Linked DNA regions of Mus musculus: region 2 is linked to region 1. A link is a contact called in ENCODE Hi-C data. All regions are on one chromosome and are shown on one strand. The core of a region is the stretch at or near the end of the contact, and the rest is flanking DNA. Distances in the headings are between cores, read along the strand shown. Region 1 holds the start of 2700054A10Rik (RIKEN cDNA 2700054A10 gene). Region 2 holds the start of Birc6 (baculoviral IAP repeat-containing 6).

Region 1 (2,907 bases), core at 165-2,664:
GCGCCTGGCCATGCTCTGGGAAACCCAGGCAGAATGTCTCCACCCTTGATACTAAGGCCACACCTAACTCACCTCACCAGCCCAGTGAGGGTTCACTGGCCACAGGACAGAAGTGGCTCTGACACGGGGACTCTGTAAGCTAGCAGCCCTCCAGTGAGGTTGCTCTCAGGAGACAGGCACACTCTCTACTCTGTTCTCCTCAGAAGATTAATCTGTAACCTGTGAAACTACCTCAGGAGAAGAGGAAGAAATATTTTATTAGAGAATTTTTAAAAAAGTATTCAAGCCTACAAGCAAGAGAAGGGCCACCTAGCTGTCTCCTCTGCTGCTGCGGTCAGTCTGCTCAGCAACCTGCTGGGAGTCTGCAGCTTATTACCCCTGTCCTCTTTGGCTCCCCAGTCCTACTGTTAGGACTGCCCTGCAGTTTACAAACAGCATGAGAGCTGGGCTGCAAAGAGCCTTGTTTTCTAAAGCCATTCTAGGATCGACGCTCACCAGCGGGGGAGGAGTTGAGTGAATTCTGAGTCCACCAAAATGAGCCACTGAGTAACAAGTCATTGCAAAGAGGGCGAGGCCACAGCCTATGGGCAAGACACCTTGCAGGGGAAGGACCTCTCATTGGCATTAGGAGTATGTGAGGTCCCTAAGACAGAGATTACCGACAGGTTTGATAGCTAAGCAGAGTTAAGCCTCAGAGGCAGAGTGATGAATCTCTGATAGCCTTCACTGTAGCTGCAGCTGCTGGGGGAAGGGAGGAGATGGCAGAAACAACCATAACAAAAGTCTTTTGCTAAACATTTTAACCAGTTAAGTATATGCAGAGACAGACCACGGACGAGATTAAGATCTTTTAGCAATTTGACGGGTGGGGGGTTTCTCTCCCCATGTAGGGTTTGACAGATCTTCCCTGACTGGTCCTATTTTCACCCTCTTTGTGTTTTCCCAGTCAGCCAATCAGGTGCAGCATCCTTACTGTGACCCTACATTTAATTCCAAGACTTCAGAGGAATTAGCGGGTTCTTGGCACTCTGGCATGTACACACACACACACCACACACACACACACACACACACACACACACAAATAACAAATAAATGCATCGAACATTTGAACAGTAACTTTCCTTAAGGGAAATGCACAGAAGATTTGAGTTAAAAACTCTGAGCTATCAGAAGAGGCTTGGTCACATGTTCACGTTGCATCTATAGTAAAACAAAACAATTTGAAAGTTTCTTTGAAATCATGGTGATAAGAAGCAAAGGGCCTAGCAATGTAAAAGAATGTGGAGAAATAGAAACCAAGCCAATTTGAAATACATGTTTCTGTCAGGGGGCGGGGTAGTGTGATTTTTGTTTTATTAATTTTTAATCTTTTGGGGAAGAAAGTCACTTTAATGTCCTGTTTTCCTTTCTAGGTTTATTTAAGGTTCTCTGCTGTCCACTGAGTTTGTGAAGCCCCCTGACTGTGAAGCCTAAGGAGAGGACCTGCCTGCCTGTATGTATTCAAGGCAACCTGGTCATAAAAGAAGCTGAAAAGAAAAGCAAGCAGCTTTGAATTGAGCTAAGAAGCAAGTGTCGATGGGGATAGGGAGTGGATATACTTCCCGGCCCACTTCCATGCATGCATGCCCTGGTTTGCTCTCTGTTGCTATGGTGAAACATGACCAAAAGCAACTTCGACAGGAAAGGGTTTATTTGGCTTACATATGCTGGATCACAGTCTATTTAGGCAACCTGGAGGCAGGAGCTGATGCAGAGGCCATGGAGGGATGCTGCTTACTGGCCTACTCCCCATGGCTTGCTCAGCCGCTGTCATATACTAACCAGGATCACCTGCCCAGGGGTAGTCTCACCCACAATGAGCTAGACTGTCTCAGATCAATCATCAATCAAGAAAATGCCCCACAGACTTGCCTACAGGCCAATCTGAGAAAGGTGTTTTCTCTCTTGAGGTTTCTCTTTCCACAGAATTCTCAAGTGTGTCAAGTTGACCCAAGACTAACCAAGACACTTGTGATTGCACAAACAGTACATAATTATTCTGTGTGTTTTATCTATGTGCCATTGATAAGAGAAGAATATCAAAGACGTTCTAAATGAAGTGACAGACTGGAAGGTGGTGGATAGTGAGTTTATCTTAAGCGATAGCTTTAGTCTAAGCCAAAATAGAAAAACAAAGAGCCATTCCACATTCCTGGAGCCAATAGTCTAAGAAGGACAAACCTTCTTTACCTCAGAGCTACTCTTGTCCCATGTTTCCACAGCCTCTGTCCTGTCACCAGCCAGCAAGAACAGACAGCACAGCACAGCACAGCACATTACAGACAGCAGAGACAGCACAGCACAGCACAGACAGCACAGACAGCACAGACAGCACAGCACAGCACAGCACAGCACAGCACAGACAGCACAGAGAGCATAGCACAGACAGCACAGCACAGCACAGCACAGACAGCACAGCACAGCACAGACAGCACAGCACAGCACAGACAGCACAGCACAGACAGCACAGCACAGACAGCATAGCACAGACAGCACAGCACAGCACAGACAGCACAGCACAGCACAGACAGCACAGCACAGCACAGACAGCACAGCACAGCACAGCACAGACAGCACAGCACAGACAGCACAGCACAGCACAGACAGCACAGCACAGCACAGACAGCACAGCACAGCACAGCACAGACAGCACAGCACAGACAGCACAGACAGCACAGCACAGCACAGCACAGACAGCACAGCACAGCACAGCACAGACAGCACAGCATAGCACAGCACAGCACAGACAGTACAGCACAGCACAGACAGCACAGCACAGACAGCACAGACAGCACAGCACAGCACAGACAGCACAGCACAGCACAGCACAGACAGCACAGCACAGACAGCACAGCACAGCACAGA
Region 2 (2,700 bases), core at 138-2,637, about 61 Mb before region 1:
GTCCAATATGTGAACCAACGTCTCCACCACCCAAGTGCTCTCCTTCCAAGGTGGAGGAGACCCAGACATACTTACAACTACCAATCTCTAGCTCTCTATGCTAAAACAAGTTGAAAGGGCTTGAAGTTCCACCTAATTACAAGGGGCCTAGGCTTCTTGACACTGGAAGGAGGGAGCACTCAGAGCTAGAGGACCGATACTAACCTTTTTTTTTTCTTTTTTTTTTTTTTTTTTTTTTTTGCACTCTGCGAGTCCCATAGTCCAGCAAGCACAGTTCAGGCAGCTGGCCTTCCCTCTCCTACTGACCTCCCCATCCCAGTGCCCACTCCAGCCCGCCCCCTGTGCGAAAGCGCAACCCTCGGAGGTCCCCGCACCTACAGGACCAGACGACAACCGGCGGGCCGCTACTCGCCGGGAAAAGAGGGCAAGACAGCCGGCTTGGACGCTTCCCGCCCCTTGCCTCCGGCCACCCATCTCTCCCGCCACCGCCAAGACTGCCAGCCCTTCCCTCTGGTCCAGCCCGGAGCTAGCCCAAAATCTCGTCCAAGAGGCCAGCGAGGGCCCGGTCCTCACCAGCACCGACCTCCAAGGCCTCCACATCTCTCCCACAGGACCAGGCCGGTTCAGATGCAAAAGGCCCGAAAAGCAACTCGCAGCGCACCCCGCCAAACCGAGTTCCCGTCCCCAAAAGCTGCTGCTTTCCGAGTCCGAAGGTCCTCGGCCGTAGCTTCCGGGCCTCTCCGACCCTCCCGCTCCACGCTGTCCCTCCGAGGCCGATCCCGATCCCGGAGGCTGGGAGGCTTCCTCCACCAGCATCCCCACAACCCGTCTCCGCCCGCGGCCGGCCCAGCCCAGCCCCCGCCCGGCGTGCCGCGCTCACCGCTGAGCGCCGAGGCCTGAAGGGTGGCCCCGGACGTGCCGTCGATGACTTTGATGGTCCCGCGGCTGGTGACGGCCAGGATGGCGTTAAGCGCCGGGTGGTAGGAGAGGCTGTGCAGCCCGTCGGCGTCGCAGCGCATGCAGCCATCCCGCAGCACCAGCCACTCGGAGACCCCGGCCGCCCCCGCCCCTGCCGCCGCCGCCGCGGAGGAGCAGCTCGGGCCCGAGGCCTCCGCAGCCGCAGCCGCCATCTTCCGGCCTGCGCTCAGCACAATCACACTGGGAAGCCGCTCAGTGACAGTCCCGGGAGGTGCAGCACCACAGCCAGTCACCATCCGGGGCCAGGGGGCAAAGCGGAGCGCGTTAGCCGGAAGTGAAGTCAAGCGCCTGCACGCACAGGGAACGTCGCCCGCCAGGCCGGCCAGGCCAAGCGAGCTCGCAGGCTGGCGGGGGAGGGGAGAGAGGGCCGCACCAAAGGAGGGGCCGGAGCCCAGGGGGTGGAGCATGCGCGGGAGTGCCGATCTAGCCAGAGCAGAGGGAAGCTAATAAGGAACTTCCGAAGGCACAGAAAAGGCGGGGCAGGGGCGGGACCTGGCCTAGTAAGCATGCGCAGAAGAGCTCCCAGGGCCCGGTAGGCGGGCCTCAGAAGAAGAAGGGGGCGGGGCTGAAACTTTTTTTTTTCAAGCGCGGAGCATGCGTGGTAGGACTAGGCGCGTGCCACGCGCTGCTGCTCCAGCCAGCCCTGCGTCCTCAACGTCCCAGTTTCTTCCTTCGAGCCCCGGGAGTGGTATCGGCGGGAGTTCCGCCCTGCGCGTGGCAGGGAGGGTGGTGCTGGGCCCTGTGCATTTCCGCTAGGCAAACCCGAGCCCGCGCGACTTGTCTGGTACGCCCAGAGGCCCCTTCGTGGCCAGGGCGGCTGATTCCCAGCGGTTCCCAGCACGGGGCAGAGGAGGAGGGCGTTGCGGGGTGGAGGCGAGATCCGGAAGTAGGCCTCTATCATTGCACACTCTGACAAGCCTCTTCATTGGAACTGAACCTGATTTTTTTTTTACGACGCCTGCCCTAGTTTCAGATTTTTTTTACACTTGATCTTAGAAGACTGAGAAGCGATAGTTCCAAATCTTTTAATAAACAGACATGCTCATTAATGAGGTGCTGGACACATTACAGGTCAGCCTAGTGTAGCTCATTGCAAAGGATTTACATGATTTTTGGTGGGGTGTTGTGGATTGCCCTGGGGCTAATTATATTTGATGTCAATTCTGTTCTCCTGTGAGGAGTTGTGAACAAGGAATGAGTCAGCACTTAGGTGATTTCTTGTAAACCTTCCCACCTTAATTTGTAAAATAAAGGAAAGCTGATGATTGGGCAGAGAAAGGGAAAGTGGAGTGGAAAGAAAGGAAGGAGGTTTGAGACAGAGAAGGCAGAGGAGGAGGAAGAAGAAAAGCAGAACAGAAGAACATGGCCTGGAGAAAACGCAAGTTCTAAGTGGTCTCATAGATGTGGAAGATGGTAGTGTAGTGGTTGTAGATCTGCCCAATCTAGGCGCACAGCATGTATTCATACTAATTGTGTCGTGTTTTCATTGCCAGAGCATAATTGGGTTGGAGAGATTTGCTGTAACAGTGGAGTATCCTCCTTCGTTAGATTTGAAAGAACATCTTTCTTAAACTTTATGTTGAAACAGTTACTTGTCAGTCAGTCACTTGTAGTTACAGTGTAGCGGTGCCTGGGTGTGGTCTCGCATACCTAGAATCCCAGTCTGAAACAGTAATGCTAAGAATTCTGGGCAAGCCTGCGCTATTTAACAAGATCCTTTCC

Evidence for each region. A loop is a pair of places that touch in the nucleus more often than their neighbours do.
Region 2: a loop to region 1 is called in a map of regulatory T cell, with 276 times the contacts of the local background. The contact joins the promoter of Birc6 here to the promoter of 2700054A10Rik in region 1. A Hi-C loop is called at or near these places in 4 of 37 maps with a recorded cell type or tissue (T-helper 1 cell, T-helper 17 cell, T-helper 2 cell and 1 more).

What each region holds. Positions count from the first base shown.
Region 1 is chr17:13,552,601-13,555,507 of GRCm38, reverse strand. It overlaps 2700054A10Rik (RIKEN cDNA 2700054A10 gene), which reads left to right and starts at 1,414. Exons shown (of 4, transcript NR_045437.1): 1 at 1,414-1,495.
Region 2 is chr17:74,526,982-74,529,681 of GRCm38, reverse strand. It overlaps Birc6 (baculoviral IAP repeat-containing 6), which reads right to left and starts at 1,387. Exons shown (of 73, transcript NM_007566.3): 1 at 881-1,387. The coding sequence starts at 1,214. Gm31645 (a long non-coding RNA gene) reads left to right here and starts at 1,482. Exons shown (of 3, transcript XR_385765.4): 1 at 1,482-2,049.